2 separate regions of the Homo sapiens genome follow, and region 1 is linked to region 2. A link is a contact called in ENCODE Hi-C or POLR2A ChIA-PET data. All regions are on one chromosome and are shown on one strand. The core of a region is the stretch at or near the end of the contact, and the rest is flanking DNA. Distances in the headings are between cores, read along the strand shown. Region 1 overlaps SRGAP1 (SLIT-ROBO Rho GTPase activating protein 1). Region 2 overlaps SRGAP1 (SLIT-ROBO Rho GTPase activating protein 1).

Evidence for each region. A loop is a pair of places that touch in the nucleus more often than their neighbours do. ChIA-PET counts read pairs that join two places held with the same protein, here RNA polymerase II (POLR2A). Pooled maps may share reads with other maps.
Region 1: a loop to region 2 is called in a map of prostate gland, with 2.8 times the contacts of the local background. The contact joins two enhancer-like sites. A Hi-C loop is called at or near these places in 3 of 168 maps with a recorded cell type or tissue (A673, esophagus muscularis mucosa and prostate gland) and 4 of 50 pooled maps. POLR2A ChIA-PET finds 5 or more read pairs at or near these places in 5 of 52 experiments (AG04450, IMR-90, MCF 10A and 2 more).

Annotation. Positions count from the first base shown.
Region 1 is chr12:64,078,591-64,084,895 of GRCh38, forward strand. It overlaps SRGAP1 (SLIT-ROBO Rho GTPase activating protein 1), which reads left to right. Exons shown (of 22, transcript NM_020762.4): 9 at 329-526; 10 at 1,696-1,780. Among named protein-coding and RNA genes, the nearest start is that of KICS2, 140 kb to the right of the region's middle. Within about 2 kb of position 4,826, at least 23 of the 41 ENCODE cell types and tissues checked have a DNase peak (open chromatin) inside an H3K27ac peak, as active enhancers do.
Region 2 is chr12:64,035,326-64,041,350 of GRCh38, forward strand. All of the region lies in intron 4 of SRGAP1 (SLIT-ROBO Rho GTPase activating protein 1), which reads left to right. Among named protein-coding and RNA genes, the nearest start is that of KICS2, 180 kb to the right of the region's middle. Within about 2 kb of position 4,231, at least 5 of the 41 ENCODE cell types and tissues checked have a DNase peak (open chromatin) inside an H3K27ac peak, as active enhancers do.

The DNA of each region.
Region 1 (6,305 bases), core at 3,576-6,075, 44 kb after region 2:
TGCACACTTATGGTCTGTGTATTTTTCTATGTGTAGTTTGACTTCAATTGAAAATGTTAAGACAAAAAAGTAATTGAGAGAGTACCCAGATATGAGATTTATAAGGACTGAAATATAAAGTGATAACCTCCTTAGGATGATTTTGAAGAAATCATTCTCTTAAACTGGTGATATGGAGTGTTTTTTACCTTTGTTTCTCTCCTAATAGACTGTGAATTTGGCGGGGGCAGGCCCTGTGTCCTCATCTCTACCTGACAGAGTGGACTCTCCCTGTTTGTGGGATTCATGAAATAATGTACTAACGTGAGAAATGTATTTCTATTCCCAGGTTAAGAAAACGACTGAAGCCACCTTGCAGACGATACAAGATATGGTCACCATCGAGGACTATGATGTTTCTGAATGCTTCCAGCACAGTCGTTCCACAGAATCAGTGAAGTCCACTGTCTCTGAAACCTACCTGAGTAAACCCAGCATCGCCAAGAGAAGAGCCAACCAGCAGGAAACTGAACAGTTCTACTTCATGGTGTGCCCGCCACTTCCCAAGCCACTCTACAGAGCTCAGATCTAGGATTCCCAAGTGCCACTTCTATAGTCACATCAGAACCATCTGGGGTTCCTTTTGTTAAAATAGACTCCTGTCTACCATCAGAGTTCCTGATTCAGTCAGTTTCGGAAAGAGTTTAGGAGTTATTTAGGAGTTAGTTAGTTAGGAGTTATTTAGTTAGTTAGAGGACTGGTATAAAACAGTACTTTTAGCTGGGCACAGGGGCTCACCCCTCTAATCCCAACACTTGCGAGGCTGAGGTGGGAGGATCATTTGAGCCCAGGAGTTTGGGACCAGCCTGGGCATCATGGCAAAACCCTGTCTCTACAAAACATATATATATATTTATATTTATATATATTTATATATGTTTTTATATTTATATAGATATATAAATTAGCCAGCAGGCATAATGATGTGCAATTGTAGTCCTAGCTACTTGGGAGGCTGAGGTGAGAGGATCGCCTAAGCCTAGGAGGCAGAGGTTGCAGTGAGCTGAGATCATTCTACTGCACTCCAGCCTGGGCAAGAGAGTGAGACCCCAACTCTAAAATTTAAAAACACACAGTACTTTTAAACTTTAATATCTATACATGTCACCAGGAGAGCTGGTGAAAGTGCCAGTTCTTATTTCCAGAGGTCTGGTACAGAAGGAACCTGAGAGTGTGCATCTCTCCTAGGCTCCCAAGGGTTGGCTGATGCTGCTGGTCTGCAGACCACACTTCAAGTAACAAGTTTCTGGCGTCTAGAAGATCAAAGTGGCTGGATTTTAGATCTATGAAAAGTTCCTTGACATTGAATAATTTTTAAAAATTAAAAATTAGGCTGGGTGCAGTGGCTCACGCCTGTAATCCCAGCACTTTGGGAGGCCGAGGCAGGCGGATCACCTGAGGTCAAGAGTTCAAGACAAGCCTGGCCAATACGGAGAAACCCCATCTCTACTAAAAATAGAAAAATTAGCCAGGTGTGGTGGCGGGCGCTTATAATCCCAGCTACTCAGGAGGCTGAGGCAGGAGAATCGCTTGAACCCCAGAGGAAGAGGTTGCAGTGAGCCAAGATCGCGCCACTGCACTCCAGCCTGGGTGACAAGAATGAAACTCTGTCTCAAAAAAAAAAAAAGATTTAAAAATTATTCTTGCCTTTTGCAGAAACTCAGAGAATATTTGGAAGGCAGTAATCTCATCACAAAACTTCAAGCCAAACATGACTTGCTGCAGAGGACCCTGGGAGAAGGTGAGTTATCCAAAATGTATGGGAAGATGACCTGGATGATACATCGTATCATGTATATATTCCAGAAAGAGTATGAATTGTATATTTGTGCTTTAAGAAGCAGAGGACACTCTGTGTTTAGATTTGGTTTTGTTTGTATATGTCATGATTAAGTTCTCCTGGCACGATTTTCTTCTAAAGCATGGTGCTAACCTTGAGGAAGCGTAGTGAAATCTAGGGAGGGCTGGAAAGTCAATACCGAGCTCCTAGGGAGGGATCTTCAGAGTGTGGTGCTCCTGATCGTAGAAAAGTCTGGAAACACTGCCCCTCCCCTACCTGCTGACCCCCCAGTCTCTTCTTCCTTCCCTTCTCAGACTTCTGCACCCTTCCAACCCCACCCCTGTTTGTTTTAATGGGCGAGTATTTGTTGTTCCATCTGTTGCCTGTTTAGACTCTGGAAACCAGTTAAACCAGTTTGGGTGATTTTTTTCTTTCAGCAGGCATTGGCTGTAGTTGAGAAACAATCTTAAAGTATAAGTAGATTGCTATGTCTAATAATAGTAACAAAACAACAGCAACAGCTAACACTTGAAAGGCTTTCTCTGTGCCAGGCTTTGTTCTGAGTTGTATATTTTACTGTGCACTAATAATTTCTCCGTTTTTACAAATGAGGAAACTGAGGGGAGGCATGAGAATACAGGCAAAGGGGACTGTATAAATGTTAATGTTTCTCTTTGTCTTTATGAAATTTAAAAGGAAAAAAATAAATACAAGCCAAGTTCCTGTCTTAAGTGCTTCATAGTCTGTAACTTTATCTTTTATTCACACTAGACCCTGCCAGAAGTTAGAAAAAGTAAAAGAGAATGTGGAAGGGAGTGGGAAATGAGAGGACTGAGTTGTGTGAGTAACTCAGGTCAAAAAAGAGATTGCGCCTCTTAGACCTAAATTCTTGCCTCCCACAATTCTGGAACCTTCCTTAACCATAAAGTTTCTATCACCTTATCTCCTGGTTTCCACCAAAGAACTCATCATCCTCAGGGAATGACCACATGGAGAAAGGTTATCATGACCTAAGAACCATGTCTGACACAGTTAGGATGAAAAGGCCAATTACACCTAGAAGGAAAAAAAAAAAACAACGCAAACTACTAAAAAGTGTCATTAAAAAATAAAATAACCAAATACAATGTATGAACCTTCACACACTAGATTAAATTAGATACTGAATCAAAAAGCAAAAGTTATGAAAGACATTTTAAGAACAATTAGGGAAGTTGAAATACAGACTGTATATTAAATAATATTATTGAATTAGTGTTAATTTTCCTAGATATGATAATGGTATTGTGATTATAAAGAAGAACATTCTTATTCTTAAGAAATGCTTGCTAAAGTGTCATGATGTCTGCAACTTACCTTCAAATGGTTCTAAAAAAAAAAAGAGGGAGAGAGAAAGAAGGTACAGTCAATGTGGCAAACATTAACAGCCGGAAAATCTACATGAAGGGGATAAGGATACTTCCTGTACTGCTCTTTTAACTCTTCTGTAGGTTTGAACTTTAAAAAAAAAAAAAAGTCTTTTTATCTTTGAATAGTTTTCTTATAATTGTGTCCTGTTTTTTCTTTTTTCCCTCACAGTGTCATGTAAGGTCTTTTTTTTTTTTTTTTTTTTTCAATTTTTCACAAATGCCTGATATTTCAAGTGATGCCCTCAAGGTCAGTTGCCAGGCCCAAAGCATAAATTATCCTAAGTGTAGATGAACGCTTATAGGCACAAAGTCCTACCCTATGAGGATGGATACCACTTTAGAAATTGTGTTTGAGAGCATGAAGTAGTGGGGGAATTCATTCTTGGCACTGCTTGCAGACACATGTGTTAATATGCTTGGGGCCACATTCTGAAACTTTTATGGTACCTATTCAACATGGATTCTCTTGTGTCTCCTAGAGAGAAAGCCCCAATGGTTAATATTCTTCTACATGTCATTATTGGATGGGGCTATATTCTAGCCAATTTATTGAGTCCACATGCCAAATTCCGTCTTTAGCTGCTGAACTGCATAAATCTGTATTATACTTTGTGAACTGCAAGCCAGAATTTTCTTTTTTTTTTTTTTTGAAATGGAGTTTCACTGTCATCGCCCAGGCTGGAGTGCAGTGGTGCAATCTAAGCTCACTGCAACCTCCACCTCCCAGGTTTAAGTGATTCTCCAGCCTTGCCTGCTGAGTAGCTGGGATTACAGGCATTTGCCACCACGCCCAGCTAATTTTGTATTTTTAGTAGAGACAGGGGTCTCACCATGTTGGCCAGGCTGGTCTCGAACTCCTGACCTCAGGATCCACCCACCTTAGCCTCCCAAAGTGCTGAGATTACAGGCATGGGCCACCGTGCCCAGCTCAGGATTTCTTTATCTTGGAATTTTTTTCAACGGGCTCTGGTATACCAGGGACACAAGCTGTGCTGACGTGTATAAAACCTTCACAGGACTCCATTTATGCTGCAGAAGAAACTGGATAGCTTTCATCCATCAGCAGCAGGCACACTAGCCTCTGCCCACTGGTTGCAGACATCTCTGCTTCCTAGCCCTGCCCCTTTTGCAGGCTGGGTGGCACACCAATTGCTGGTCACTGCCTGGATATGACACTGACAAATTTGCCCAGAGAAAAGCTGAGCATGGGAGACATGCCCCACCTTTTAACTCAACCATTATAAGCCTGCTGGCTTTCTGTGCAAGCCCTCTTCATGTTAATAGGCTACATCAAAGGAGACCAGGAGAGTTAATGGCGCCCATCACATAGTGAAGTAATCCCATGGTGAGCTCTTATGGAGGAATCTGAGTCCAGATTTGGTGTGATAGGGTTACTAATACAGGATTCAATGGTTATGTTTGGGGACAGTCCTGACTTTTTATATAGAAATCACCTCTCTGAAGTATACTAGACTCACCGCTGCAAAAACTGCCTTCATAGTAAAACAAATAGAGCCTAACCCGAAGATTTAGCAGTTGCTCGTACACAGCTGAATCTGTAACTACAGACATGTGTTTGGCCTGCCTTACTGCTCGCTTTTTGGTAGGCTGCCAATGGCCCAGTAAGTTCTTTGATTTACAACATTGTGAAGCAACTAGATTGGGCTCTTAAAGTGGCACTGTCAAAATTCAGAATTCCAAATCTTTGAAAACTACTGAAATAGAAAGAAGCACGCAATGAGTTGTTAAGACCAAACTCATTATTATCATTTTCTTCATCCCTCAGCAACACCATTGTATCTTTTTGTGATGTCATTTGTTTTTAAATCATAGAAGTTAAATTGACCACAGTAAATGAGATATACATCTATAAAACTGAGGCACTGATTTTTTTTTTCTTTTTCAGTAATGAGCCTTAATGTTCACATTGGCTTCTTTGTGTGCAGCATTTGGAGTTAAGGGGGTGCAAATATCAGTGCGATTTTGCTAAATAAAAAATCTGATACTAGGAGCTGAGCTCCATATTTTATTGCTTCTTGCCCTGGGCATAAGGTTTCTGACAAAGGAATTTAATAGATTATCCTCATACAATCCATTGTCTGTCTTTGAGTAGGAGTACAAGTATACTTTCAAAAGGGAAGCTGAATGTGAGTAATTATGGTTTTTTAGAAAAGCACTGCAGTAGTTGGTATTCTTAAGGAAGAAAAAGGACTGGAAAGTAATGCCAGGAGTTCTCATCAGTCATTCATTAGGGAGCAAATCCAGGATGCCTGTGTCTCATTTGAGCCATACACATTTTAAGTATTTTATCTCCTTTTTTAAAATATCAAATTGCCACCAAACTGTATTTTGGTTATCCCATTAACTATATGTAGGAGATAAAATGCATTTAGGTGTGAAAAATAATTCACTTCATAATTCTCGAGTGAAATTTAAGAGTAGCTGAAAAAAAATGTTTGAACCAAGAACAAGTTAAGCCTGGGTTATTTTTTTCCTTCAAAATGGCTTATATGTTGGGGGGTGTGGCGAGGGGAAGGAGTGGTCCGTTGTTTTTAATAATTAAGTAGCTTTCCAAAGAAAATGATTGAAATCTAATCCTCAGACTGCTGGAAGCTTTCACATTTCTCTGGGAAGAAGAGTCTTCTAAGCTTGTGTGTTATTGATCTATTAATGATGATACTGATTAAAAAATAAAACCTCATTCATCAGTTGAGACACACTCAGGACTATTAGCTGAAAAAACGATGGATGTGGTAGTGTGGTTATACTGTGAATCATAGTTCTTGCAAAGCACGCTCTTGGTTCATTATTCAAAATGTATCTTTTATAGGTTTTTAATTTTTTATCTCATACTATTAACTATGGATGGATGGAGCAAAATAATTTTAAGCATTTTACATATCATTTTCTAAATCTAGGGAATAATTTGTTAGGATATTGTTACAAAAATAGCAGAATTTCAAAGTTATAACACATTTCATTTCTAAGGAATTCTCATTGGCATCATTATTGAATCACTTGAAAGTGATTACCTATGTTATTAAATTTACATTTATAGATATTAATTTAATAATGTA
Region 2 (6,025 bases), core at 2,981-5,480:
GCAACTGCCCCTCTCCCACCTCTGCATATATCCACTTCCTATTTGTAGTGCAGTAAGAGTAGGCTGGCCTTTGTGTCACCCCTACTGGGGAGAGATTATGTCTTTCATCTCTAGTCTCAAGGCCTAGCACAGTGTCTGGTATTCAGACACTCAGTAGCTGTTTGGTGGATGAATAAATAAAATCAGTATACATTGCACCCTGAAACCTGGGCTAATGTCTACCTGATTCTAGAGTAACTGTCACCATACATTGAAAAAGGCGCTAATTATAAGAGGTGTGTGTAGACAGGCCAAAAGCATTTCCAAAGTGTGAATTCAGGAGTGTTTTATAAATGTGTGTCTTTGCAGTCGCCTCCAAGGCCATCCTTACTGATATATTGTTTTAGTTTTTATGAGGTTTGTGCTAGCCCAGTTCTCAACATGAAATAGCAAAAAGGCATCTGTTGGTCTGCTTTTATTGTACCTCAGTTCTCTCTGCTGCTTTGCCTTTGGGAGACAGTGGCCTGCACCTATCTGCTTAGAGCCTGGATATGAAGGCCCAAAGCCTGCACTGTTACTTCTACATCATACCTTAGACACTGTCAAGAATCATAACTACCCACCGTGCTGTGTGCTTACATTCTGTCATTTCATCCCCATTTTACCTCGAAGGAACTGGAGCTCAGGGGCATTAGGAAACTTGCCCACTTAAGAATTGATGGCACTGGAACTCAAATCCAGGTCTTCCTGGTTCCAGAGTCTGTGTTCATCAGCGGGTTTGGCCAGGTATACTAAAGAGCAAGAAGACTGGAGATTGCAGATGTAAAGATCATGGCACACGTGTCCTGAGTGCTCTTTTTGAGGGAATTCCTGCCCACTACCACTGTCTCAAGCCGCCAGAGAGACAGCTTGCCCAAAGAGAGGCTGTGACCTGGAGGGAGGTACTGTGGCTGTGTTAGGTTCCTGGGGTTCAGCTGAAGGTGGCCCTGGTGGCTTTCCCCACGCACCTGAGAGTTTCCTGGGAAACAATGGGCGTGGGCTTCCAAGGCTGTGGTATTACCCCAGTGGTTTGGTTAGTCTGGCACTTGCAGAAATTCAGCTACAGTTAGAGTCCTCTTATGTATTGATTGTAGAAAATAGATCTTTATCTTAGGTAGTTGATAAGAAACCCAAAGAATGTAGTTTCTCAGAAGAGCTTTTAGTGATTAATGGATTTAGTGAAGCAGCAGGCTATATAGAGTTAGGAAATATTGTCACTAACATACTGTTTTTCATCTCCCTTCCCTGCCAAACCACCACATCATTTCTTTTCTGAGAGGCCATAAATTCCAACACTAACCATATTTCACAAATGACTTAGAACTATTTGTCATCCCATTAGTCCAATCCCAGGTATTTATTGCTGGTGCTATTTTGGAAGCCGAGGATAGAAAAGAACAATGCCAGATGCATTGTAGATGTTTAATAAATATTTGTTAAGTGAATAAATGGATGGACAAGCTTACTATAAAATGGGTTCTTATCCTTCATTTGATTCTCACCTATTTTACTCATACTGTATATGAGACAGTTTTAAGAATCTGAAGGTACATAAACATGACTGGTACCCTGGCTCTTCTTACAGGACAGTCCACAATCTGGGTGGTACACAGAGATCTGTGACATATAGCTAAAGTGCTATGTGCTGAAGACTCTGAATGAAGAGCTGTCTTGAAAGACAATACTTGTCTTGGCAATCAGAAGAATAAGATCCCTCTGGCTGAGAAGCCAGGGAACACTTAGCCATAGGTGAGATTTAAGCTTGCCATGGAGAATGGGTCAAATGTCAAAAGGAGGAGGTGCTGGGGGACAGCAGCTCAGGGACTTGCTTGGGAGAAGCTGCAGAGGCAGGAACATATAAATTCTGGGGAGGGAGCCGTGAGTGACTGACTCAGAGTGGTACACAAATTGCTGCTTGGATGGGTGTTGGGACCAGTCTGATAGCATTGAACTCCATGGTAGAGGGAATCATGTCAAGTTTAAGAAAAGGTCAAAGAGAATGGTAACAGGGAAAAGGCCTTATAACTGTCATCGTGGATTCTTTTTCTTATTGTCCATTCCCTCTTCCTCCGTACTAAATGAAGTCACCCCAAGCCATCCTGCATATCTCCACCATGTTATTACTAAGACACTGCTTTGACCATACTGTCTGCAACACTGTGGATTCACCAACACCTATAGAATACATTATGCCCTTCTTAGTGGGGGTTTCAAGACTCTTTGGCCCATGCCAACTTATCTAATCTTATCCTTCAGCTTGTTACCCAACCATCTACTTTCCAAGTTCTTCCCTGGACCCCTTCTCTGCCATCTTGGTCTGCTCATGCCCACCTCACCTGTGTGCTTTCCCGCATCCCTGCCTTATTAGAACTTTGCTTGTACCATCTTTCTAGCCTGGATGCCCTCCCTTCATCTGTGCCCATCAGAATATCAAAGGCCCATTTTTTAGTCTCCAAAATTTTAAACTCTTAGAAGATGGAAACCAAGTATTTCTTTTCACACCCATCAGTGGGTTATGGGTGGTAAGCACCAAGCACATGTTGAATACATAAATATCTTTCATCCTCTCTTTTCCTCTATTCCTACATATAACTAAGAGTGACTGTATCCCTTAGATAAAGAGGCCTTCCAATTGTATGATACTTTAGACTTTCCAAAGGTTATGGCGTAGCAGTCCCAAACACCTCATCTGAAGCCAGGCTGTCTGGGTTCCCACCATTGCTGTGCCAGCTGTGTGACCTTGGACAAGTTACATAACCTCTCTTTGCCTCAGTTTTTTCATCAACATAAAGGGAAGAATAAAGGTACTTATTTCATAAGAGTTTCTAGAAGGATTAAATATGTTATTCGTAAAATGCTGAAAAGTATGTCTAGCACATAGTGAGCATTATATAATGCTTGCTAAAGTAAATTATACGTATATATGTACATATCTGTATATATTGTATACATAGATATATATAGTAAATACTCAATAAAATTTAAATTAAAAAAATACACACACAGGGACACACAATTTGGCATCCATGACGACCTTGTAAAGTAATCAAGAGGCATTAAATAATTTCCCGACACCTAGTAATTGTAGATCCATTCCTGGGATCCGTGTCTTCTAACTTTTGAGCCAGTAGTCAAAAAGTAGAAACTATATCATTAATCTATTGATCTCTCCAACACATATAGTTTTCAGATATATAGTGATTTCTTAACACGAAGCATTAAATTTGCTACAGGTATTTTTATTATTTTGATTTAAACTATAAGAGTAGTGTCAGATACATGATATGGCCATGTCAGTAAGAAAAAAATATTAACTTCTGTGCAAGTTATCATATAGGATATCCCAATCTCCTAAGGAAATTCATGACGTGGGTCGTTTTCTACTTGACTATTTTTTCAGCAGTTGAGGAAAAATGGAGCAAGAAAGATAAATTAGGTGTATTGAATGGAGAATTATGCATGAAGTTTTAGTAGAGAAGAATTCAAACAGGAAAATATGCTATGGGAGTACATTTACATGGCTATATGCCTGTCAGGTCATTTGGTATGCAAAGGCTTGTGTTTGCATTAAGCTGGTGGAGAAGCTGTTATTTTCTTTGCAGTATGTATTCAAAATGCACCTGTAAAAAATAAAAGCTTTCCTTTACTTCTCTGAAAAAGAAAGAGAACTGTCTGTTATTTTAAACACAAAATACATTTGACTTCTGTCAACAGCTTACATTTTAAATAATGCAGTTTGTACTTGCATTCATTATCTGCAATTAGAGTTCTCGAAAAAGCTTTTAGCGTTTATCTCCCCAACTTTTAAAATTCATTCACTGTAACTGTTAACATTTTAGTGAATAGTGGAAACCCTAAGACAAATTGGAAAACTCAACAAAGAAATTTGCTTTCCGGAAATTACCACCGAACTAGGTAGAGAATACTCAGCTATTGTGCTGAACCACATTATGATGAGATACACTCTTTTCTTTCCAGCGTTAGGTCAGACTCAAATGTTTTCCTTTTAACCCACACTAGTCAGTAAGGAACACCCTGCTGGCAGTCAGCGCAGTATCCTTTCTCTCAGGCTTAGTTTGTGCAAACTACCTGTTTATACTAGTCCTCAGTGTCCAAGTCAAGCAAGAGTCAGAAGTTCAGATTTTTTCTTTGCGATAATTTATTTAAAAGAAATATTTCTCAGATACTCGGGGTGGCCTGAGGTGCCTTTTCATCCAAGTGTAATGAGAGTCACATGTTCTCATTTCCTCACTCCTATTAGCAAGAATACAGACAGCTGAGCAACGTGTGTGTGTGTGTGTGTGTGTGTGTGTGTGTACACCCTCTCATTTTAAGATATAACTGGAACCAAGACCCAAATATAATAGTATGTGGGTTTGCTTCAGGCAGGGAATAACAAGAGCCAAGCCTAGAAAGAAATGCAAGGTGTGTGTAGATTCGTTGACCTTTTGCTGTTTGCCCAGCTGCGGGGTGACTCCCTTTTCATTTCCCAGCTGCTCAGCTGCTTCCTACTGCTATTTTATTTTGCTTTTAAACTGGAGTAGCCAACCAAACTTCTCCCAGACAGGTTCAATAATTACTAAAAACAGACAACTTTCCAATTACACACGGCTCAGAAAAAGCTGCCAGTGCTTTATATTTTAGCCCTTACTTTGTTCTGGCTCTGTAATGCCTTTAACATGATTTACCAGCTTACATTTTTAAGGAAAGCCATCATCAGATTTTATGAAAATAAGTAAAGGTTCTTCGTTAACCCCATGTTTTACCCTTCAAAATAGTCATCTTGAGAACATGTGTTAAGTTGAACCATAAGAAAATGCTGATTTTCCACCTTTTTAATAACCTACAGAAACATCAATTTCATATGGATTAACCTAAATAAATATATTTGTTCCAGTGATGCTTCCAGGTCTCAAACTATTTAAAAACTCATCTCTTGAAATGAGAAAAATCAAATTCATTACTTGAAAACATTGCATTATTCTCAACTTCTTAGACCTTAGTTATAAAATTGGCTCTGAGTAACGTGGTTATTTCCATATGAAATGAAGTCTGTCTTCTGGGGATGAGAATTTGACATCATTTATAATAAAGTACTGCCACAAATGCTTAGCACTGGGTGCCGAGTTCGGGTGTGCTCCTCGATACATCCTTTGCATTGGAGTCATCACACCTTACATGTGTTGTTTCTTTTAAGGAGCATAATTGTGCTCAAAATACACAGGTTTTCGAATTCACCCGGATGTCTGACATATGAAAGCATACTGAAATTATATTGGAAAAATTATGATTTTCAGATAAAATCTGTGACTCTGAAATCTGTGACTGTTACTCTCCTGTACCTAAGAATACAGAGATTACATACCGATTTATAGGTACCGTTATAAAAATAATGAATAGCTTGTTTATTATTTAAGAAAATATTTATTAAGCACCTATGTTGTCTGAAATACTTTCAGAGATAACACAATAGATCAGTTTATTTTAATTAGCTGAGTATAAAATTGGCAATATATTACTAAGTCTCAAAAATGTGCATATTCTCTAATGCTGCAATTCTATTTCTGAAAATTTGTCCTAGGAAATATGACACAATTTTGTACACAAACTTTTTTGTAACAATAATATAGCCAAAATGTGTAATAATTGAGGATTCATTCTGTAAATTTTAATACATTATGAAATTGTTATGTTCTATATATTCCTAAATTTATTAAAATTCAAATTACATATATCATTTCTAAGAGAATAAATTAGATATACATCAAAGGTTTTTAACACAACTTTATAAAGCAAATAGTTGAAATATCCTAAAGTTTTTAACAATGGGGAATTAAGTTATGGAACAGTCATATAGACAAATACTATGTAGCACTTAAAATTATGTTTAGAAGAATATTTAATGATATAGGAAAATATGCTGATATCTAAGTGGCAAAGGACATTGTAATCTAAAAATTACAAACGTAGGATGATCTCAGTTTTTTAAAGAGAGAAATCATATATG